Regions from separate parts of the Mus musculus genome. Here all the other regions are linked to region 3. Evidence: chromatin loops called from intact Hi-C (ENCODE). Cell type or tissue: left cerebral cortex. All regions are shown on one strand.

Evidence for each region. Peaks named below come from ENCODE experiments on the same cell type or tissue, not always from the same donor. Only the 100,000 strongest peaks of a DNase experiment are listed, where the experiment ranks them.
Region 1: a loop joins it to region 3, with 3 times the contacts of the local background. A loop is called at or near these places in 9 of 42 quality-filtered maps.
Region 2: it touches region 3 in a loop (2.2-fold over the local background); 9 of 42 quality-filtered maps call a loop at or near these places.

The regions. Positions count from the first base shown.
Region 1 is chr17:34,663,400-34,671,399 of GRCm38, reverse strand. It overlaps Tnxb (tenascin XB), which reads right to left and starts at 865. Exons shown (of 33, transcript NM_031176.2): 1 at 496-865; 2 at 1-345. The coding sequence starts at 865. In left cerebral cortex, no CTCF peak of the experiment used is centred here; no DNase peak of the experiment used is centred here; H3K4me3 peaks cover 14 bases.
Region 2 is chr17:34,650,250-34,658,249 of GRCm38, reverse strand. It overlaps Atf6b (activating transcription factor 6 beta), which reads right to left. Exons shown (of 18, transcript NM_017406.4): 6 at 7,864-7,949; 7 at 7,615-7,750; 8 at 7,399-7,530; 9 at 7,131-7,264; 10 at 6,503-6,688; 11 at 6,329-6,420; 12 at 5,423-5,602; 13 at 5,154-5,261; 14 at 4,955-5,036; 15 at 4,678-4,748; 16 at 4,435-4,546; 17 at 4,245-4,329; 18 at 3,176-3,779. The coding sequence ends at 3,553. Among named protein-coding and RNA genes, the nearest start is that of Atf6b, 7.1 kb to the right of the region's middle. In left cerebral cortex, CTCF peaks have their summits at 2,332 (motif pointing left), 4,170 (motif pointing left) and 6,537 (motif pointing right); DNase peaks (open chromatin) are centred at 4,992, 5,706, 6,215, 6,521 and 2 more places; H3K27ac peaks cover 2,670 bases.
Region 3 is chr17:34,800,999-34,808,998 of GRCm38, reverse strand. Cyp21a1 (cytochrome P450, family 21, subfamily a, polypeptide 1) reads left to right here and starts at 4,573. Exons shown (of 10, transcript NM_009995.2): 1 at 4,573-4,801; 2 at 4,866-4,955; 3 at 5,308-5,450; 4 at 5,556-5,651; 5 at 5,738-5,839; 6 at 5,928-6,014; 7 at 6,128-6,328; 8 at 6,525-6,694; 9 at 6,763-6,866; 10 at 6,951-7,651. The coding sequence starts at 4,600. The coding sequence ends at 7,219. It also overlaps the pseudogene Tnxa. RefSeq lists enhancers at 4,301-4,312, 4,375-4,386, 4,416-4,427, 4,258-4,443, 4,439-4,452 and 1 more and promoters at 4,070-4,786, 1-4,786. In left cerebral cortex, a CTCF peak has its summit at 3,589 (motif pointing right); no DNase peak of the experiment used is centred here.

The DNA of each region.
Region 1 (8,000 bases), 140 kb after region 3:
TGCGAGGGCAAGAGCGCTGGCTGCAGTCAGGGCCTGAGAAGCCCGCGCGACACACGCACACGCCCTTCACGCAGCGCCCGCGCCCCTGACAATCTCCAGGGCAAGAGGGCCAGCTACAGCTGGGGCCACTGTAGCCGGGGAAGCACACGCAGCGTCCTCGGACGCAGCGTCCCTGGTCGTTGCAGTCTTCGGGACAGGACTTGGAGGGCGGCGATGAGGTGGGCGTCTTTGTGTCCGTAGGGTCTGAGCAGGTGGGTCCACCCCAGCCAGGCTCACAGGAACAGGCGCAGCGGCTCAGGTCAAAGACACCGTGGAGGCTGCAGAGGCTGCGCACGTCAGTCTGGCCTGGAGCAATAAGAAGTGAGACCCAGCCCGTGTAAGTGTCCTATGGACATCTTATTTTCAAAAGGTCATTTTAGCTCCTAGTTGCTTGGCGATTCTCCCATCCCCACCCTCTTTCCCCCCCCCTCCTCCCCCACCCCACCAGCGGCTCACCTGTGCCAGCTTGGGCCGCAGTGGGACAGCATCCTCCTGTGCAGTGCTCCTTAAGCCCTTTTACCAGCTCCTCCAGGATCTCCAGGCGGACCCTCAGGGCCTGCACCTCTGAAGCAGGCACCGGGGGCTCAGAGCCCGGGGGACAGCCGCAGCCGGCTGACGGGGGCAGGTTAATGCGATGGGTGAACACCACCTGCTTCTCTCCTCCTTCCACAGTATGCTCGTACAGCTGAGAAGAAGGACCACCGGGCTTGGGAGGGGGCCGTGGGGCCGGAAGTGTCACATTAGACCGAGGAGAGAATGGGCCTGCTCTGGCTAAGCCAAGCAACACCAGGATGGTCAGAATAGACGGGGTGCACTGAGCTGCCATGGTTCAGAAGGCTGGGGGGAGGGGGGGGAAAAACACCCGTGTGAGAACTGACTCAGTAAAGGTCAGTTCCCCTCATCTCCAGCACACATCAGCAGAACACCTACTGGCAACAAACTCAGCTCACACATGGATGAAAATCCAAAGCTGAAGAAGGGCCTCTCTGGGCAGATCTGGTCTGTCTCTTTCTGATGTCGTCTGCTCACTGTCTTCCCTCCTTCACCGTGTTCCTCTCACCGATACTATGCTCCAAACCCATCTTCTGTTTGCTCTGCAAAGACTACCCTAAGGCCTCTGTGCTTTGCCCCCTCTGTCTAGAATGCTCTTTTTGACGCCTACAAGCTGACATCTTAACAGTTCTGCCCTTACTCAGGCCATCCTCATGTCGGGCAGAGCCGCTTGTCCCCACCCTCCCAATCACAGAGGCCCGCCCACGCTCCACATAGCACTCAGCATCCCATGAGAACAGGTACCTCGCCTGACCCCACTCTGCTGCATGTGCTTAGCATGAAAAGTTGCTGGATAAGGTTGGTGCCAACACGTCTGTGCCAAGGGAGTCTGGCCGATGAGTACAGAGGCCATGGCCTTCCCCAAACACCTGGACCAGCTCCCCAGTGCCCAGTGCACAGCCTGACAGACTCCTGTAGGGGTGAGAGTGAGTCCATCCCACTCCTTTCTCTACCCTTCCCCCTCCCCCCTCCTCTTCCTCTTCTCCTCTTCCTCTTCCTCCCCTCCTCCTCATTCTCTTCCTCTTCTTCTCCTCCTTCTCTTCCTCTTCCTCCTCCTCCCCTCCACCTTCTTTTCACCTCCTTCCTCCTCTTCCTCCTCCTCTTCTTCCTCCTCCTCTTCTTCCTCCTCTTCTCCCTTCTCCTCTTCTTCCTCTTCTCCCTCCTCCTCTTCTTCCTTCTCCTCTTCTTCCTCTCTCTCTTCCTCCTTCTCCTTCTCTTTCTTTAATGCAGGTCTCCTGTAGCTCAGGCTAGCTTCACATCCACTATGCAGCCCAGGATGGCCTTGAACTTTTGATCATCCTGTCTCTACCTCCGCAAAGCCAAGATGACCAGCAGACACCACTATGCTCAGCCAACAATCACTTTTTTGTTTGTTTGGTTGGTTGGTTAGTTGGTTGGTTAGTTTTTTGTTTCTCTGTGTAGTGCTGACTGTCCTGGAACTTTCTTTGTAGACCCGGCCTGCCTCAAACTCAAAGATCTACCTGCCTCTGCCTCCTGAGTGCTGGGGTCAAAGGTATGCACCACCACACCCATCTTGCCTTTTAATTTTTAAAAAATTCTTCTCTCATACATTTCATCTCACCCACAGCCTCCCTTCCCTCCACCCCTCCCAGTCCTTCCCGCCTCCCCTCTCCCCCAGATCCACTCCTCCATTTCCCTTCAGAAAAGAGCAGACATTCCAGGGATATAAATCGAACGCAGCACAATAAGTTACAATGAGACTATGCACAAATCCTCATATCAGAGATGGATGAGGCAGGCAACCCAGAGCCCAATAGGAAGAAAGGGTTCCAAGCCCATCACCTTTTTTTTTTTTTTTTTTTTGGTTTTTTGAGACAGGGTTCTCTGTGTAGCCCTGGCTGCCCACTCACTCTGTAAACCAAGCTGGCCTTGAACTCAGAAATCTGCCTGCCTCTGCCTCCCAAGTGCTGGGATTAAAGGCATGCGCCACCACTGCCCGGCACCTTTTGTTTGTTTTGTTTTGTTTTTAATGAGCTCAAATGTCTCCCATTAAAATCCACAACACAGGCTGGTGAGATGGCTCAGCGGTTAAGAGCACTGACGGCTCTTTTGAAGGTCCTGAGTTCAAATCCCAGCAACCACATGGTGGCTCACAACCATCTATAATGGAACTTGATGCTTTCTTCTGGTGTGTCTCAAGACAGCAACAGTGTACTCCTATATAATAAATAAATAAATAAATAAATAAATCTTTTAAAAAATCTTTGGGCCAGAGCAAACAGAGGACAGAGGTTCTGAGTTCAATTCCCAGCAACCAGATGATGGCTCTGTATAGCTATAGTGTACTAATATACATAAAATAATAAATAATTAAATATTTTTTAAAAATATATAAATAAATAAAATAAAATCCACAACTCTCTGTAGTAAAGCACTTGAAGCTTATCCCTAACAAGCTTACAAATAAGTGAGATGCAGAGAGGAGAGGCAGAAGTCGCCATGAAAGAAGACGGAGGTTGAGCACATGGCCAGGAGAAACAGCGAGTATCTGGGATGCACGGCTAGGGAGGCAGCCAGGCCAGCAGATAGAAGAGTAGATGAGGGGTGACCCCCCCCCCAGGAATTATCAAAGCCAAATAAAACGTTCACAGTCTGCGTCTCATTTATTTGTGAGCTCGTGGGGGGAAGCCTAAGGCAGTTGTACTACAACCCTCCCTCAGAGCTGTCCAATACCAAGGCTTGCAATGCTGGGGACGTACAGTGGAGTGAGAAGACTAGGATTCAAAGATGACCTGTGTATGTGTGGTCAGTTATTAACAACTAAGATACTATGGGAATTTAAAGAGAAAGGGCAGGGCCTGATGCTCTCCTAGGGGACCTCTGTTCAGTTCCCTGCATCCACACGGTGGCTCGCAACCTGCTATAAGTCCAGAGGATCTGATGCCCTCTTCTGACCTCGGCAGGCACTGCACACAAGTGGTGCACAGACACACATGCAGGTACAACATGTGCTCATAAAGATAAAACAGCAACTAAATCAAATATGTAAACATTGTTGCGTTGATGGGGGAAGAGTTGGACTCTATCTTATATGCAAATACAGAAACTTCTGTGAGATTGATCGTGGCCCTAAACACAAAAGGGAAAGCAATGGTTCCTGTAGGGAAACGATAACCTTTCTCCCAGACAGACTTCCTCTGTGCTGGGGATGGAATATGATGGGCAAGGACTCTTCCCCAGGGACTGCATGTCTAGCTCAAGAATTAAAAACATCTGGTCATCAGATGACATCTGTAAAAAAAATAAGAAGACACTCCACAGGCTGCAGACTGGGAGAAAATGATGTGTTTGGTAGTAAAAGCCAGGAGCTGTGTGCATGCCCATAAGCCCATTCCCCAGAAGCTATGTGCGTGCCCATACGCCCATTCCGCAGGAGCTGGAGGCAGGATGGCAAGTCTAGCCCAGTGGGTGAGCTCCAGGTTTAGGAACTCCGCCTCAAAGAATAAGGTGGAGAGAAACAAGACACCCAGGGTCGAACTCTGGCCTCTGAGTGTTCGTGCAGTCACATGAGCGTATGCATACATAAGATCTAAAATAAAAACTCCTGGGGCTGGAAAGCTAGCTCAGAGGTTGGGAGTGTGCGCTGCTCTTACAGAGGATCTGAGTTAGGTACCCAGCCTTTAGGCTGGGCAACTCACCACCACCTGTAACTCCAGCTCTAGGGGATCAACTGCACTTATGTGCATGCACACACAAACACAACTAAATGAAACTGAATCTAAATCTTTCACTAAACAATAACAAACCAACCAACCGGAGTCCCCTGCAAGAGCAACAGTCGCTCCTAACCACTGAATTGGGTTGGGTTTTTTTCTTTCCTTTTTCTGTCATCATTTTGATAAAGGATCTTACTATGTAGTCTGGGCTGGTCTTAAGTTTCTGATCCTTCTGCCTCAGCCTCCTACATTTTGGGGGTGACAGGTTTGTACCACCACACAAGGTTTATTTAGATTTTCTGAAATCCAACTAGACTGGATCAATGATGGCAGAGGCAGAATATTATAAACAACAACAACAATAAAACCCTTCCTCTTTTCTACACAGGACACAGATGGATTTCGTGCATGTGCAGAGCAAAGGAAGCCAGACGCAGAAAGATAATGTTCTAAATGATGGTACTTATGTGGGCACATGAACAGGCAGAGCTAAATTGTGCTCTTTTTTTTTTTTAAAGATTTATTTATTTATTACATGTAAGTACACTGTAGCTGTCTTCAGACACACCAGAAGAGGGCGTCAGATCTCGTTACAGATGGTTGTGAGCCACCATGTGGTTGCTGGGATTTGAACTCTGGACCTTCGGAAGAGCAGTCGGGTGCTCTTACCCACTGAGCCATCTCACCAACCCCTAAATTGTGTTCTTAGGAGATAAGGTGGGATTACACTTGGGATGCTACAGCCTGGAAGGAGAAGGAGGAAGATTTCTGGGATGTCCTGTACCTTGACCCGGGTGGGGGTGAAATGGATGTGTGTAGAGTCCACACACAGAGCACTGTCTGAAAGTCAAACCCTGTGACTGAGAACAAATCCTTGCCCAACATCACACTTTTCTACATTTTCTGTTCCTGTTTCCCTATTCTGCACGAATGCCTCAATCCACTCCAAATGGCTTCCCCACCACCTTCAAAATGACCAAACAATTCCCACTGTGGTCTCCCACAAAAATCTAGGGGATATCTGCCTTCACCTTACTCAACATTCCACAAAATTAGTAAGCTGGCCGCCTTTTTCATTTTTGAAGCACGTGATATCCAATATGGCAGCCATCTCTCCTTCCACCGTTTGGGTGCTGGAGATTGAACTCGGGTCATCAGCCTTGGCATTCAGTGCCTTTACCCACTGAGCCACCTCACCACCCACCCCCCATAATGGATAAGAACTTCATTTATTACTTCATTAAACACCTCGCTCTCCACGTTCCTCACTTAACTTGAACCTCTGTATATATGGTCCCCTCTCTGTGGACTATATGTCTGCTCTTCACTTCGCCCCCTGGCCTCAATTTGACATCACCCAGAGAAGCCTCCTTGACCAGACTGGAGCCCCCTCAGGATACATGACACACTCCACACAGTTCTGGCTCGTACTGTGACGATTTGTGGTCTTGTGGGCAAAGTGTGGGACTGCTGATTTCTTCTTGCCTCTTGAGCTCCTTGTTACACTACCCATTTCTATTCTTATCTGCTGCTCTAACTAAAACATCCATGTGCTCTGTAAATATTTACTGACTTTAATGATGATTGTAAAGTCCAATCTAAGCCCGGGGCTTGCACTAAGGCCAGAGTCAAGAACAGTCTAGAAGTCCAATAGGAATAGTAGCCAGGCTACAAGAATCAACAGCCAGGAGGGGAGGATGCTGGAAGGACCAGGTGGTACAAGCATTTCTGGGAAACAGGCAGAATATATATGATGGCGTAAAGCTGGACATATGCAGAGCTGATGAGCCTATAGAGACTCCTTGTAGGATAAGATAGCAGAATTGGCTACAACAGCCCCTGTGGGAAACTACCAAAGTGTCTCTTGTCAGCAGATTCCATGAATTAACTTTGGCTTATTTGCACCACATAAACTATGCATGTACTATTAAGTGCAATGCTGTGGACGTCTCTTAATCAATTAAGACAGCTAGACAGAGAAGAAGTGTGCTGGGTAATCTATTAAAGAATGTTTGAGCCAGTATGGTAGTGCGTACCTGTGCAGGCAGATCTCTGTAAGCTGGGAGCCAGCCAGGGCTGCATCTCTCAAAGAGAGATGATAATAAACCTGCAGTTTTGAGCTGGGGATGTAGTGTTCTTGGAAGAGGGTGACCAGAAGAGGCATTGATGCAGGTTTTCTGGAGTGTTAAAAACGTTTCCTTTTGTGCTGGGCTCAGAGATTACACCTGTAATCTCAGGACTTGGGAGGCTGGGGCGGGAGATGCAGGAATTCAAAATCAGTCTGGGCTACACTGTAAGACCCCATCTCAAAAACCCAAGGTCTGGAGAGAGTGATAGAGACGGAGCAAATAGGGGAGAAGTACAGTGATACAGATGGCCTTGTATGTGAAACTCACTGTCTTCTACATCAATCTAAAAATAAAAGCCAAAAAAAGGACGGGGATCAAGGTCGATGGCAGCGTGCCAGCCTGGGGTCAGCACGTCAGACAGGGACACAGACATGAGGAGGGAGGCTGTCTTATTTTTTTCATTTGTATTACATCTATTTATTTTGTATATGGACACGCACATGCCACTCTAAAAATATGGTGGTTGAAGGACAAGTTTTGCGAGTCCTTCTCTCCTTTTACTGTGTGAGTTCCAGAAACCAAACTCAGGTCATCAGGCTCGGCAGCAAGTGCCTTTACCTGCTGAGCCATCTTGCTGGCTCTTGAAGGTATTTATTTATTTGTACACCTATTTATATTTTAATTGTTTTTGAAAGGATTATTTATTTATTTCATGTTATTTTGTGTATGTGGGTTCACTGTCGCTGTCTTCAGACATAACAGAAGAGGGTATCGGATCCCCATTACAGATGGTGTGAGCCGCCATGTGATTGTTGGGAATTGAACTCAGGACCTCTGGAAGAGCAGTCGGTGCTCTTACCCACTGAGCCATCTCTCCAGCCCTTGAATTGGTTTTTATTGTGCCAGGATCAAGCTCTGGGACTTGTATGTGCTACGTGAATGTTCCCTCTCTGAGCCATAAGCCAAGGCACTTTTTGTGGGGCAGAAAATGAAGTGATGGGGTTTAGACTCAGAGGTTCCTTGTTTCTTCCTGTGGGTGCGCTTGTGGAATTCTCTGGGAAAACTGGAGAGACAGTTTGAGAAGAAATGTATGAGGTAGGAGAGAGGGCTTGAACAGGGAGCAGGAAGAGACAGGGTAGGTTTGAACTGGGGTAAGAGTTGTGCCATGTTGGCAGGTGCCCAGATCCTCTGAAACAGAGAGGCTGAGAGGGCAGGAGGCAGAGTGAACAGTGGGAGTGTTGGCTGGCCAGGAAGGAAGGACTGTGACTCCCCCTCTCCCAATGGACACACATCCTAGGTTCCTCTGGGCCAAAGAGGAAGGTGTTTGCATAGCCTCTCCATGACTGGTGATCAAGAGACAGAAGGATGCTACTCAGTTGCTGGGGTGCCTGCCTAGCATACAGAAGGCTCTAAGTATGATCCCCTGAATCACATAACTAGGTGTGGTGGCACATGCCTGTAATGTCAACACGTGGGAGATAGAGGCAGAGGGACTAGCAGGCCAAGGGCAGGCTTGGCTACACAGCAGATTTAAGAATAGTCTGGGCTGTATAAGACCCTGTCTCACAGACTAACATAAAGAGATGGGAGAGACAAGGGACAGACTGTGTCCATGTGAAGTGCCTGCCCCTGGCAAGAGGACCAGACTCAAGGCTGTGCTTCC
Region 2 (8,000 bases), 150 kb after region 3:
ATTAACCAGTCAGGGATAACTTGGGAGGCAACATAATTGCTTCATAATTGTTCTTACTATATATTGCTTATTATTGTAAGATAAAGAGACATTTTATGTAGACAAAAATTGAAATCTCGGGGGTTGGTCTGGTACTGCTATGCTGCTATCCAAATGCTACATAGTGGTCTCCAAGACCTGGTTGCCCCCATGAGGAGATCCTCACATACACTGAATGATGCTATGTAAACGCCTTGCCCCTCACGTTAAAAGTATTGGTTAAATAAAACTGTGGATAGCCAATTACTGGGAGGAATAGAAAGAGGTGTAGTTTGAGTTACTATGAGGCTGGGGGGGGGGGGAAATCACAGGTAGGGACCATGAGGTGGAAAGAAGAAAGAAAGAGTGCAGAGGAGAAGATGGACCAGCAGTATGAGCCCGAGCAGAATGCCTCCCCAGGGGGCCAGGCTGCTGGAGCAGAAATAACCCAGTAGTCAACTATCCCATGGGTACCCGGGAGGGGACAGGAAAGCCAGGAGCTTAAGTGGCTTCAATGAGGTGTCCTGGGGGCAGCAAGGTCACAGCGTTGTCCAGAACCACATGTGTGCTTGCTGTTCCCAGGATCCTTACTCTAGGGGTCTTTGGCTCTGAGCACAGTATCCTTAAATGACCCTTCAAGTTCAAAGATGGAGAAGAGGAAAGGGAGAGAGAACATGACTAAGAAGGGTGAGGGCGACTGAGGGCAGAGCCTAAAAGCACAGAAGGGAGTCAAGAGAGGTCAGAGGGTGAGCTGAGGAAGTGTCGGGAAGGAAACAGGACCTGGCTTCTGTGTGTGGTGGCCTAGCTCTCAGCACAGGCTTCCCTTCATCCTTCAGTGAGGAGACAGGGCTCATGGGTGCTGTTCCACTTGGCTAGGACAGAGTAGGCAGAGCCTGTCCTCACTCCCTCAGCAGTAGCTCTGGGAAGGACTGAAGTGAGTGGCCTCTTCAAAAGTTTTGAGGAGGAATGGTGAAGGATTTGGACTTTTGAAATATCTCCTTTTGCCCTGCTACTGTATAGACAAGATACTGCCTAAGATGCGGTGGGGGTGCGGTGGGGGAGGGAGGTGGCCAACATGCATGGGGGGGAGAGCTCAGTGATGTGGGCTAAGGATGGGGAACCTGGGAAAGAAATGGCTTGAGAAGATGGAAGTACAAGGCTAGAGGGCTCCAACACCCTGGCAAGAAGGGTCTGGGGCCTTCAAACTCTCAGCCTAGAGACATGGGTGTGGGGAGACGGGAGGAGGAGGGGAGGACATTTCTATCTCGTGACAAAAGAAAGTCACACAATTGTTTTGTTCTCTGCTCTGGAGCGGGTGGGCGCCTGTATTTACCAGAGGGACTGAGGTCGCTGTGGCAACCACACATCTGGGCCCCGGGATCCAGATGTGCTGTATCCAGAAGCCATAGCAGAATGATGAGGCAAACACTGGGCTCCCCAGTCCTGGCCCCCACAGCCAGGGAGAGGACTAAGCTTGGAGTGAGGCGCAGGGAGGGAGGGAAGCATGGAGGGAGAGAGAAGAGGCGGTGGGACAGAGTGAGGGGGTCTGACTGTGGTGTGAACAGAAGAGGGGACAGAACGGAGACCACTGCACACAGCCAGCGGGAAGAGATGTGAAGACCAAGGAGCAGGACAAGGCAGAGGAAGGGTAAACTGTGAAGAGACACAGAGAGAGAACTAAGCAGCCAACAGAGTGGTGGGCAGAGGGTGAAGACCCCCAACTATGACCCCAGAGCTGACCAGGAAGCAGTGGGCCTGAGGCAGGAAGGGGCTGCTTAGGTGCCAGAGTGACAGCGGGCTGGCATGCTGAGGGGGCACCACAGAGCAGACTGGACAGAAGGGAGCCTGTACTGGCCTGCAGGGCAACAGACAAGCCCGTTTGCACCTGTGACCCTGCAACCCCATCTCCGCGTCTCTCCTTGGCCCCCATGATGCCCCTCCCCCATGTCTGAGGGTCCCAGTCTTCCACCACTTGGAAGTGCAAGGGAACCATCCCAGAGTCCTCAGTGTGGGGTGCCAGCTCTTGGAGCACCTTCTCAAATGGGTCGGGGACGTGATGGGTACAAGGTGAAGCAGACCCAGGACGGAGGCAGTGCCTAATAGTCCTGTCCAAGGACCAAGTTTCCCAGTACCACCCTCGGAAGTCAGGAGGAGGGTCACATCTTACAGAGGACGAGCCCAAGGTGTTTAAGGACATCAGCTAGTACAGGGCCGTGAAGCAGCCCAGGACCAGGCCATCTGCTTCCCTTACTCCCTGGATAAGGTGCTCAGGGATCCTGGGACAGGAAGTGGCTGTGGACCAGAGCTGCCCTCTGGAGGGAGGAGAGGCTGAGTTCCTGGGAGCCCTAGTTCCAGGTTGCCATAGTTCCCCAGTCTGTTTTCACCCCAAACACAGTAGGGATGGGTGAAGAGAGGAGGGGAAAGCCTGGCTGGACACGTGAGGTTCTTCCTCCCTCCTTCAGGGCTGGGCTTAGAGCCAGGCAGCCCCTGTCCAGTCATCTGGGCTCGGAGCCCAGGTCCAGCTCACACCCTCCAGCTGACCCGGGCCACTCCTGTAGGGTCAGGCCTAAGGCACTGCTGCAATGGGAGTGACTGCAGGGGACTCGCAGCCAGGCAGACTGGGGCCCTCATCTGGATCTGGTCCCTTTCCTCCCACTCGGAGCTCACGGCCCTATCTGCCTGAGCCACTGTCTCCATCCATCTGGGCCTCCCTCAGGTCTGTCTTCCTCAGTTCAGGGCCTAGAGGATGTCCTGTAATGTGCCCCCTTCTTCACCTCCCTACCAGGCCCCCTCCGCTGTGACCCCGCCTTCCTGGGCTTCAAGCCCTCTGGCCCCCACGCCTGTTGTTTGTGTGGACAGCTCATCCTGGAAAGCCAGGGGGGACCTGCAGCAGAGCAAGGGCTGGAGCTGCTGCACCCCATCAAGGGCGTGGGGCCCCTGTCCTGTCCTTCCTGTTTACTCAGACACATTCCGGTGAGATGTTCTATCTGCTGTCACGCCACAGACAGCTAGACAGACATGCCCTAGAGTTGCTGGGCTGGGACAGGGGGGACGGGGACATGAGGTCTGGCTCCTTCTCACCCCACCACGCCATCCTCAGTGCTGCTTCCTTTGATGCTGGCCCTATACACGTCACACACTAGGAAGGTGGCCGCCGTTCCTTTACACCCCTCCACGTTGTTTATTTAATAATAATAAAAAAAAGATACGCACACACATAAACTGACTTCTGCCACCCACAACCATCCCTTGTCCCACCTGGGGACCTAGTCCCACCTTGACTCCCAAACAGATAAAGGAGAGAATGAAGAGGATATGGGGGAAACCCTCACGAGGTACCCTCGGGGAAAGAGGACTGGGAGTGCAGGAATGAGAGGAGCCCTATATTTCTGGAAAGAGTGAGAAGAGAGGTGAACCACCCACCCTAGTCCCACTAAGTGCTTAACCCCCACACCCCGTCTTCCTTTACAATTGCCCCCGAGCCCCAGGATCAGGTTCCCTAACCCGGTTCTAAGTCACTGTGAGGTGAGGATGTCAGGGGTGATTGAGGTAGAGGGGCTGGGAGGCCTGATGGGCAGGACTAGCTGCGGAGCCTGGCAAGGGGCCACCTGTGGTATTGCCCGGGGATGGGGACGGCTGCTTCCGGAGCGAGGGGGGCACCGTAGAGGTCTTGATGTGAATCACCCTGGTGTCCATGACCTCACACTCGATCTGCATCATCTCCTCATAGTCCCCTGGGGGGCCCCGGCCTGACACGGTCTCTGTGTGAAGGAGAGAGGGAAGCGGGGAAGGGGAGGCAGACAGTGGTGGGTGGGGTGAGATGAGGAAGATGGTTAGAAAGTTGGGAAGAGGAGGAGGGCAGAGGCAGCCCACAGGCCGAGTGAGGCGGGCAGAGGGCTGGCGTAGGAAGGTAAGTGACAACAAGTAAGGGGCACATGGGACAGGAGGTCAAGAAAGAAAAGCCTAGCCGCCACCTATCAGAGCAGCTTTGGTCTGGTTGAGAAAGGATCTCACTGTGCAACCCAGACTCCCCATCTTCCCATCTCAGACTCCTGAGCCCTCAATGCTCAATTGCAGGCCCTTGTCTCCCCACTTTTTCTTCCCCTTGGTTCCAAGTCCCTCCTCGCACTTTTTCCCTTAGCGCCCCCTGCTGGTTCTCTATGAGAACTCCCTCCTTCCTCAGTTTTAGATTTCAGAACCCTCTCCATAGCCAGAGGGAGAATTACCATTGGGGGCCATGGCTGGCATCACCAGCGACATCTTGGGCCTGGATGTCTTGTTGTGGCTGATGGCTGGGAGCAGCAGGTGGTCCTAGGAGCAGAAGGGCCATGCTGGATGGCAGGGGAAGACACACTGACAGGTTCCCCAGCTGGGGACCCAGGGTGACAGGCACATGACAGGGGGAGGGGAGCTCACCCTTCGGAAGGAGACAACATAGAAGGTATCCTCCCTCCGGTCAATTGCGTCTAGAAACTCCGGCTGCGAGCGGCCGGGGTGGCGGTAGAGCTGCAGCTGGCCCACGGGGTCCCTAGGCAGGTGAGAACAGACTCAGGAAGCCTGGTGGAAAGGGTGACAGATTCCTCCGGAACAACAGCAGTGTCCTCCTGGGGTACAGCTCTCTCTAGTGACCTCACTTACGAGTGCTTACCCAGCACTTACCTTTCAGGGGGTCCTGGAGGTTGGGTGGGGACAGGTTTCACTGGAGGAGACTTCTTCCGTAGCTGAGACTTCTGGAAGGAGAAGTATCTAAAGATTTGAAGAGGGTAAAGGGAGGAGGGAAAAAGAGAGGCGGTCCCTGGAAGCTGGTGCCATCTCACACCCACTCCTCCATGTCCCCCAAGAACCCTTGAAATCTCTCTAAAATGTCCACCTGGAATCCCCAGGACAGTAGCTTTGTCTTGCTCTCACCTTCCTTGGCCCGCCCACTGGCTCCTACCTGTCTCTCCTGGGCCCTGTGAGGTATCTTCCGTCGACCTCTCTGGTGACGTTGGACCCAGCCACTCAGCTCATCAGCAAGCCTAGGGAGACAGACCACCAGCTCTAAGGAAGGCCAAAATGTATGCCCCATGCCCACAAGCAGGCATGAGAAGGCAGGGGAGCTGGCACTTCCACACAGAAGGACAGACTATGCACACCTCAGAGACTCAGTTCGGTTGAAATGGCGACAGTCTGAGGAGAGGAAGAGCTGGTCCAGGTCTCTCAGCAGCAGCTCCTTGGCTCCCCCGGGGAAGGCCGTCAGGTTTCTGAAGTGAAGCAGAGGAGGCAATGACCAGAGAGAGACTGCCCAGCACAGGACACCATCAAACCCCCGGGCCAAGAGCAACTTTGGCTCTACACCCTGCAAGGGCAGGCTTTAGGAAGATGACTCCTTCCTTCTTACAGGAGGGGTCTTTCTGCTTCTCACCTGAAGCTGGGCCTGCCTGCAGAGCTGGGCTGCTGCTCCCCGGGGCTCTGGGCGGCTTCCCGAAGGGGTTCCATGCCATGAGCTGGCCCTGGTTCTGAGAAGCCCAGCAGGTGCCTCTGGGGTCGAGGTTCCTCCCTGCTCATCCGAGGAGACATGGGAGCTGGAGGCGGCTCGCTGATGCTGTGGGCAGGGAAGCGGGGAGGGAAAGAATTCTGGCTTTCTCAGCTGTCTGGTGCAGTGCGAGTCAGGACTCTGCAGACTGAGGAAGGTATAACCTGTTCCACATGGCTGCATCTCCCTTCAGTGAGTGGGGAGTAGAGAGGATGCCAATCTCACAGGTCCAGGAAATAGGAAAGGAGAACGAGGACTCTAAGGCCTCATAGCCAGGGAGCCTGTGAGCCACTTACACGGGTGTGTCGGGGCAGGGGTTTGTGTGTACTTATGTACACATATGTACATGTGCATACAAAAGTCACTGCTCAGCACGACCCACCCTCTTCCTTTATTTGACACTGTCTCTCAGCAGCCTGCCATTCATCAAGGGCCAATGAGCCCCGGGGACCTGCCTGGCTCTGTCTTCCCATTGCTGTCCATGCTACCACATCCAGTCTTTTCAAAATTCAGGTTCAGGGATCAAATGTATGTCCTGGTGGTGGGGTGCCAAGCACCTGGCCCACTCCTGGGGTCAGTTCTCATTAACACTATCGCCACCCCCCACCCACCATGCACCTCCTCCGAGGGAAACAGTACACACTAGCAATGGCTGATGGAAACAGCATCTGGGCTGCAGGGGCGGGAATGCTTGTGTAAGTGGAACACAGTGCCCGGGGCTGAGCAGACAACTGAGCAGCTCATCTGTGAGGCTCAGCTCCATCCAGGGCTGCAGGGAGGTGGTGAGGGGCTCACCTCACAGGCCCAAAGTTGAAGGCAATGAAGAGAAGGAAGACCATGATGCAGACAACCTTCCTGTTTCCAGACCCCAGCTTGAGCCCGCTGTTCTGCAGGCAGAGGAAGACAGGAGGTGAGTGTGGTCTCGGGCCTGCCTTCCCAGCCCTCTCTCCAAGGGTAGCACAGGCTGACCTCTGCCAGCAGGGCCTCCAGCCGCCGCCGGAGGGCAGCGTTCTCCCTGCGCAGCTGCTGGTTGTCGGCCAGCACAGCCTGCAGCCGGGCCTCCAGGCCTTGCAGGTACTCTTTCTTCTTGCGGCGGGACTGGCAGGCCGACTCTCGATTCTTGATCATCCGCTGCTGCCGCTTCAACAGCTTTGCCTTGCACCAGTGAGGTTGAGAATGAAGATGAGTTAGAGAGATCATGCCCCAGCCCCAGGGACTCACTGCCAGCTCACGGCCACTCTCCTACCTCCCTCCTAGTCCTCATGTGTGGGACAGGAGAAACTGGAGGACCACAGTGCTGGCTAATCCTCTCCTTAGGACTTCCTTCCCAAGCTCTTGTTCCGAGCCCTAAGTTAACGGGCTACAGCTAAGAACAGTTGACTTGCCTTCCCACTGGGAAGCCACCCTATGTGCTAAACCTACAACCAAACGTGACGCCCCTCCAACCTACATACCTAACACCACGTACAGCAGAGCCCCCCCACACCCTCAGCCTTCCATCCCGCACACTAGCTCCCTTTTCCAATGCTGCTGCCTGCCAGACAGACTGCTCTCTGGCCTCCTGTGACAGAGCCTGCCCCACCTCCTTGGCACATACATCCACTTCAGGCGGGCAGGAGTTCCCCGGCATAGGGGCTGGAACAATGCTCTTCCTCTCAGGCCGGGGAGCTGCGGGAGCTGGCCCTTCAGGCTGGACTCGGATAGCACCTTGGATGAGGACCACTGGGGACACTAAAAAGATGAGCAGGAGGATGTCCGAGAGGGTGACGTCAGGACCCCGTGTCCAATCTCACACACGAGCCCTGAAGGCCCAGGGCCCTCGGGGGCAGTGAGCTCACTCCCAGGCCCCTCTCTAGCTTCCTCACCCGCAGGCTGCTGGACCAGGGGTTGCAGGAGGACGGCAGCGCTGGTAGGCCCAGCTCTAGGTGGCACCGGAACTGTGGTTAGTACCACAGGCTTGGGCTGCAGTGGAGGCTTCCGAGTGGCCGGAGCTTTCCCTGAATGAAGGGAAGGGAAAGGAAGGGATTCTAACACTGTGAGGCCTCTCAACAGGGACCCCAGAGGTCAGGAGACCCCATTACCTGAGGAACTATCAGGGGATGGACCCATGCTGATCTGGACAGCTCCGAGCGAAGAGGCTGGGACATCCCACAGGAGGCACCCTGGAGGGGACGGAGACTCTGTCTTCACTTCCAGAACCTCCTCTCCTATAAAAGGCTGTGCAGGGCAGCCCAGAGACATTAGTTAGGAGTGCCGGTACGGAGCAGGTGGTCAAGGGAGAGCTTCCCGCACCCCTGGAGAAGGATGCTCAGGAGAGCAAGGTGTGTCACCTGACTGGGAGAGTCTGCTGACAGCAAGGAGGCCTCAGAGTGGACAGAAGAAGACGGAGAGGCAGGTTCCAGCTTGGTCTGGATATCTGAGGGGGCAGGAAGAAGACACCAGTGCTGGCTACAGGAGCTGAGGAGAT
Region 3 (8,000 bases):
TTGCCTCGGACTCATGCCATCTTGGGACCCAGTAGCCAGTGTCCCAGGTGCCTGTTGCTGGGTGTCATAGTTTCCGCACCCTCAGGCCATCTCTCCTCTTTAGCCTACTGTCTTCATGCCTTTGGAGTCCTGGGGTCTGGTGGCTTGAATTGTGTCATGGTCTGTTGACTCTGTTATCAGTGGCCTTAGGCAACTTCTCTGCAGTTGAGCAACCTTCAGGTCTGACCAGATGATCATCCAGGCAAAGGACAGGACAAAGATTGACTGTGTTGTTCCTGAATGTTCAAGGGGAAGCAAATCTTGAAGGGTCAACTCAGCCCCACCCTGTCTGCCTATCTTTGGTTATTCAAGGCAACCTAGTTCTACCAAGGAAATTTAGCAAGGTCAGACGAATCTGCCATTTGACCATTCTGCAGAGATCCATGGTCTGTCTCTTTCCCCGTTCTGCCCAGTGAGTGGTACCACAACCAGAACCATAGCCTCTTATCACAGTGGCTCATCACTGGGGAACACAATAGGACCAGGTAGTTCCTGTGCCCTGAGGAGGTCAGATGTCAGAGCTCACATCAGTGAGGAGAGCATCAGAGAATTGTGGATATTTCACATGTTTTTCTGCTTTGTTTGGTTATAATGCATCTCAGCCTGGCTTCAGACTTACTATGGAACCTGGACATTTGAGTGCTTAGATTATAGCACACATCACCACACCAAGGATTTTGCAGTGCTAGGAATTGAACCCAGGGCTTTGTGCACACCAGGCAAGCACTTTGCCAACCGTACCATATCACTGAAACAAATTATATTTATTTTATTTTTTTCTTGTTTTACTTTTTGAGACCAGGTCTTATGTAGCCAGCACTGGCCTTGAACTCCTGATCTCAGCTTCCCTGGAATTACAGGTGCATCCCAGCATCTGTGGTGTCTAGTCTGTGATAGAAAGGGGCAATAATTGGGCAGAGAGAGTCTGGGGATAGGCAGTTGGGGGACTTGTCACCTATCTCCATAAGCTCCACCCCCCTAATTGGAATAGTCTCACCCCAGATACTCTATGAGATTCCCAATTGCTCCCTTATCAAGTGCCCCTGGGATGGTCCTGGGGAAACCCCATCTCTAACAGTTGTAACTTCTGAACCAGCCGTGTCTTCCCAGTCCCTCCTGGGGCGGCTGGGGTTGGAGGACTGTCTTTATCATGATGGGAGCCATCTTCTCCCTGAGCTGGCAACCTGTGGGCCCTGACCCTCAAGGTTGCCTTAGCAAGCACATAGCAAGCCCTCTTCTCTGTCCTATTCCTGTCCTCAGGCCTACGAGCAAGGCCCCCTCCTTTTCTCCTTTCCTCATCTCAAGGTTTTCTCAAACTCCTTCACATTTGTGTTTTCAGCTTTTGTTTGTTTGTTTGTTTGTTTTTTTTTTTTGTAAGTCATCTCCAGTTGGTCATTTTGTTGCTATTGTTGTAGCCAAATGATTAAAGGTACAGACTCTGCACCCGGGTGCCTGCTGAAGCTTGGTTCTGCCTCTTTGCAGTTCTGCACATGTGTAAGCTCTTCAGCCTTGACTTCATTAAACAACCGGGGCAGTGGTATATGGTGTAGCCTGTGGGTCATGGTAGGCATGGTGGGGGCAGAGCAAAGCAGGTAGGAGCTGGTACACATTGTTCCAAAACGTGGTCCCTTGTCTTCTGAGCACTTTTTGTGTGGTGCAGGGGTAGAACCCAGGGCCTCTCACTATGAGGCAAACACTAACACTAAACCTTGCTTCTTCTGAGATAGGGTCTTGCTATGTAGCCCAAGCTGACCTCAGACTCAGTCTTTCTGCTATTGCCTCCTAAGTGCTGAGATCATAGGCAAGCACCACCACACCTAACAACGTGTTTACGACACTGAAAGAGACCATATAAGCAATGCTACCAGGCCAGGCATTGTGGAATATGCCTGTAATCCCAGCGTTTGGAGATGGAAAAGGAGGGGTCAGGGTGAGGTCATCCTTAGCTACATCAAGACCAGTCAGGGCTACATAGTAAGACCTATGTCAGAGAGAGAAGGGAGAGGGGAGAGAAGAAGAGGAGGAGGAGGAGGAGGAGGAGGAGGAGGAGAAAGGAGAAGAAGAAGAAGAAGAAGAAGAAGAAGAAGAAGAAGAAGAAGAAGAAGAAGGAAGAAGAAGAAGAAGAAGAAGAAGAAGAAGAAGAAGAAGAAGAAGAAGAAGAAGAAGAAGAAGAAGAAGAAGAAGAAGAAGAAGAAGAAGAAGAAGAAGAGTGGACATCCTGGCAGAAGAAACTGGAACTAGGAAAGACCTCACTGACCGGCCATGGCCAGGCTGCCCCAACTGGTACACGGATGGTAGCAGCTTTTTGGTTGAAGGTAAGTGAAAAGCAGGGGCTGCAGTGGTCAACGGAAAACAACCATCTTGGCCAGCAGCTTGCCTGAAGGGACGACAGCCTAGAGAGCAGAGCTAATTGCACTCACCCAAGCTTTGCAGCCGGCAGAAGGGAAGAACATTAATATCTACACAGACAGCAGGTATACTTTCGCCACCGCTCACATACATGGGGCGATCTACAGACAAAGGGGGCTATTCATATCTGCTGGGAAAGATATTAAAAATAAAGAAGAAATCTTGAGCCTATTAGAAGCCATACACTTGCCAAAAACAAACAAACAAACAAACAAACAAACAACAACAAAAACTGGCCATCATACATTGCCCTGGTCACCAGAAAGGCCATGATGCCATAGCGAAGGGAAATCAGATGGCTTACCTCGCTGCCAAACAGGCTGCCCAAGGTTCCTCATAGCTAGAGAAAAAAAAAAAAAAAAAGAACTGTTAGACCATTATGAACTCAAAGACGCAGGCGTTGACTACACTCCAGAAGATCAGGAACTGATAGACAAAATACCTGAGATATGTGGGTATACTCCCCAGGGAGTGGCTAAGACCCAAAATGGTCACTCGGTTCTGCCTACCAAAGAAGGACAACAATATGGAGCCAATCTACACTGGCTCACACACTTGGGAACTAAGAAGTTCAAAGAAATTGTTAAGAGCTCAAGCTACTATGCTATAAGATTGCCCAACGTTGCCCAGGAGATTGTTAGTAAATGCCAAGCCTGTGCCCTCCCCAATGCCGGGCACCACAAGAAAGCCCCCAGAAAGCAGCTAAGAGGTGAGTGGCCAGGGGCATACTGAGAAGTAAATTTTACTGAAGTTAAACCAGCCAAGTACGGTAATAAATATCTATTAGTTTTGATAGACACTTTTTCAGGGTGGGTCGAAGCCTTCCCCACTAAGAAGGAGTGAGCCAATATCGTGGCAAAGAAGATATTAGAGGAAAATTTCCCAAGATCTGGCATCCCTAAGGTACTTTCGTCAGACAATGGCCCCTCCTTTGTTGCCCAGGTAAGCCAAGGGTTAGCCAGACAATTGGGGATCAATTGGAAGTTACATTGTGCTTATAGACCCTAGAGTTCAGGACAGGTAGAGCAGATGACTAGAACATTAAAAGAAATATAAGTAAATGTAACGCTAAACAACCAAAGAAGCCCCTCTGTGTTTTGTTAGTACACATGCATGTGAACGTTGTGAATATGCAGTACCACTCTGCGGCCAGAAGAGGGCAGTGGAACTGCAGAAATAGAGTTGCAGAAGGTAGTGAGCTGCCACAGAAGTGCTGGGAACTGAACCCAGGTCCTCAGCAAGAGCAGCCAGGGCTCTTAACCACTGAACCACATTGCCAGCCCTGTGGTATATGTTCATCATTCGAGAAATGGTGAAGCAGAGGCAGGAAGATAGCCGGGGCTCAGTGGCCAGCTTGCCTGGATGAATCAGGGAGGTTCAGGAAAATGAGCCCTCAGGGGTCTTGTACCTTGGACAGACCAACTGAGGCTGACCTGTGGTTACCACACACAAGCACAACACCCTCTGCCATGCCCCACCCCTACCCAGACATCAAACCAAAGGGAAGTCTAACAAAGAATTGCACAAGGAGCCAGGTGACTCATGTCTGCATTCCAAGCTATTTGGGGAGCTGAAGGAAGGTGCAAAGTTTCTGCCTGTCTGAGCTACACGGTGAGTTCAAGGTACCCTGGGCAACTTAGTGAGGCTCTTTTTCAAACTAACAAAAGAGGGTCTAGGACTGTGGATGCAGCTGGCAGTGGAGGGCTGGCCGGGCATCACAAAAATAAAGTTAACAGTAGTGGTAATAAAATCAATAAAATATAATACCCAAAAGGCGTATTGGGCAGAGACTGCTATTCATTTCTTTTCTCTAGAACAAATGCACTCCACTCAGCTGGTCCAAGGGGAGGTATGGTGGGAGGGGCCGGCTCCAGTGGACTCTCCGCCTACTTGGCTGAAACAGAGTTAGGAAACTGACTGCGATACAGAGAGGTCAGGGTCTTGCATCCCTTCCTTTCTTCTTGATGGATGGTCCCATCTTTGATCCACAGATTCTCCAAGGCTGATGGGGACTGTGCCAATGTGAAAACATACTGTTCTGTGTTGGGAACAGGAAGGGACCTGAAGCAAAGGTCAGAGCCACAGCAGAACAAAGGACTGGAGTTGGGGGCTATAAAAGGCCATATCAGGGCCCTGCACAAGTGCTGGGCCATGCTGCTACCTGGGCTGCTGCTGCTGTTGCTGCTGCTAGCTGGCACCCGCTGGCTGTGGGGCCAATGGAAGCTCCGGAAGCTGCACCTCCCGCCTCTGGCCCCGGGTTTTCTGCACTTCCTACAGCCTAACCTTCCCATCTACCTGCTTGGCCTCACTCAGAAACTCGGGCCCATCTACAGGATCCGCTTGGGGATGCAAGGTAAGCCAGTCTTCTGTGTTGATGTGACCCCTCTTCCCTGCCTGACATTGTCCTTTCCCCTCAGATGTGGTGGTGCTAAATTCTAACAGAACCATTGAGGAGGCCTTGATCCAAAAGTGGGTGGACTTTGCTGGCCGACCCCATATGCTAAATGGTAAGGGTTAGGACCCTTGCTCAGTTTCCCCTCCCTTCCCCCCCCCCCCGTAAACATGGTGCTGTGAGATTGTGGCAGAGAAGGCTTCCTCGGTGAGGCACGATGGCTCCTCTTCCTCTTCCTCTTCCTCCTCCTCCTTCTCCTTCTCCTCTTCCTCCTCTTCCTCCTGTTCTTCCTCCTCCTCCACCACTCCCTCTTCTTTAAGATTAGGTCTTACTATAGAGCCCTTGTTGGGCTGAAAACCACTATGTAGAAAAGGCTAGTCTTAAACTTACAGAGATCCACCTGGTGTGGCCTTTGGCCTCCTTGGTAGCTTGTGGTCATGTCTTTCTTTCTACCATCTCTCCTGCAGGAAAGATGGACTTGGACCTGTCCCTGGGGGATTACTCTCTCATGTGGAAGGCCCACAAGAAACTCTCTCGCTCAGCCCTGATGCTGGGCATGCGAGACTCCATGGAGCCTCTGATAGAGCAGCTGACCCAGGAGTTCTGTGAGGTGGGGCTAGCTCTTGTAGTAGCCTGACTCTCTTGGGGTCAGCCTCCCTCTCCCGCCAGTACCACTCTGACTCCACAGCCTCTGCAGCCTGTCTCTCCTCCACAGCGCATGCGAGCCCAGGCTGGCACCCCCGTGGCCATCCATAAGGAATTCTCCTTCCTCACTTGTAGTATCATCTCCTGCCTCACTTTTGGAGACAAGGTCCATGTTACCCTCTTGCCCACCCCTAACCCCCCTCTGGCCCTCTGCGGGTCTTGAACTCAAAGCATGCCCTCCTGTTCCGGCAGGACAGCACGTTGGTACAGACCCTTCACGACTGTGTCCAGGACTTGTTGCAAGCCTGGAACCACTGGTCCATCCAAATCTTGACGATAATTCCCCTTCTCAGGGTGAGGAGTTGCAGCCCAGTCTCCCCTGGGTTGTGGGGGAGGGGACCACCAGTCTCCACCCTGCAGCTGACTCTCTTTCCTGCCCCAGTTCCTCCCCAACCCAGGCCTCCAGAAGCTGAAGCAGATCCAAGAGAGTCGGGACCATATTGTCAAGCAGCAGCTGAAGCGGCACAAGGTGGGCGTTGCAGTGGCACCAGCTCCTCTGGCCTCAGCCAGTGATGTGCCTGCCACCCCCACCCCCACCGACCGCCACCACTGCTGGACACACAATTTCCCCTGCCTTTGCAGGACAGCCTGGTTGCAGGCCAATGGAAAGACATGATTGACTACATGCTCCAGGGAGTGGAGAAGCAAAGGGATGGCAAAGACGAAGAGCGGCTCCACGAGGGGCACGTGCACATGTCGGTGGTGGACCTGTTCATCGGCGGCACCGAGACCACGGCTACCACGCTCTCCTGGGCTGTGGCTTTCCTGCTTCACCACCCTGAGGTGCACTGTGGGAAGACTGCTCCTTCTGGAACCTTGATCCAGTTGCCCTGCTCTTGACTGCTTGGCCTGGGCTATGCTCACAGAGGGGGCTCTAGGGTCAGCTAGATGGCAGGAGGGAGGAGCTGCAGGCTGGGCAGCTGTGAGCCACCTGGGCAAAGTCTGGTCCCTAGAGCTCAGCCTTGCCCCTCCTTCTCAGATCCAGAAGCGACTGCAGGAAGAGTTAGACCTCAAGCTGGGCCCAGGCTCCCAGCTCCTGTACAGGAACCGAATGCAGCTGCCTCTGCTCATGGCCACCATTGCCGAGGTGCTGCGTTTGCGGCCTGTGGTGCCCTTGGCCTTGCCCCATCGTGCAACTAGGGCTAGCAGGTGATTCCCTGGGGGTAAGGGTTGAGGGAGGAAGACCTTGACAGCTCCTGACTCCACCTTTCCCTCAGCATCTCCGGCTATGACATCCCTAAGGATATGGTCATCATCCCCAACATCCAAGGCGCCAACCTGGATGAGATGGTTTGGGAACTGCCCAGCAAGTTCTGGCCAGGTATGAGGCACACAGGAAAGGGAGCGGGAGAGGGCCGGCCTCTGCTGGGACAAACTTTTCTAGCTCTCCATCTACTACCCACAGATCGCTTCCTGGAACCTGGGAAGAATCCCAGAACACCATCCTTTGGCTGTGGGGCACGCGTGTGCCTGGGAGAGCCTCTGGCACGGCTGGAGCTCTTTGTGGTGCTGGCTCGTCTGCTGCAGGCCTTCACTCTGCTGCCTCCACCAGATGGAACCCTGCCTTCCCTGCAGCCCCAGCCTTATGCTGGCATCAATCTCCCGATTCCTCCTTTCCAGGTGCGGCTGCAGCCCAGAAACCTGGCGCCCCAAGACCAGGGTGAGCGTCCTTGACAGGATAGGACGAGTCTCTTTAAAGTTTCTCCTTTATTGCTCAGTTCCCCCCCCCCCCCCGTAAACATGGTGCTGTGAGATTGTGGCAGAGAAGGCTTCCTCGGTGAGGCACGGTGGCTCTTCTCTACTGGGGTGTGAGTGAGGTAGGCAGCAGGCTCAGGTGCCCCTGGTGGGGGCCTGGAAGTTTCTGGGTCGGAGCTTCATTTCCGTGAAGGGCACAGAAAACTCGAAGCCCTTCCAGTGGTACCAGCTCACTCCCTGAGGAGAGGGTTGTCAAGGGAAGAGAGTCAAGACAGCGCCATATCAATGCCACCTAATCCAGCCCCACCCTGCTCCTGTAGGTGACTCCCAGGGTCCAGCTATCTCTCCCATGATCCCTGAGCTGGTGCCTTCTGCCCAGTAATAAATGGTCTCTTCAGATTTCCTCAGCAAGGTTGGCATGAGTGTCTCATTTCACAGTTGAGCTTCTGAGGCATGAGTTCAGCCCTTCATGTGAGAGGACTTCATCCCGGGTCACCCAGATCCCAATGTGGAGTCCTGTGGTCCCCACGGCCCCCACCTGGTGATCCACTGTGCTCCCATAGAGCCCGTTGAGGTTGGCGTAGTGACAGTTCCTGTACCACCAAGCCCCACGATAGGAGACAGCGCAGGAGATGAGCAAGTTGTTGAGGTCTTGATCACGGGCAGAAAAGACACTGCTGCTGTGGTAGCTCATAAAGTTGCTTGGCAGGGGATGCGAAGGCATGGTGAGGATCACCCCGCCTCATGCCCACCTGCTCAC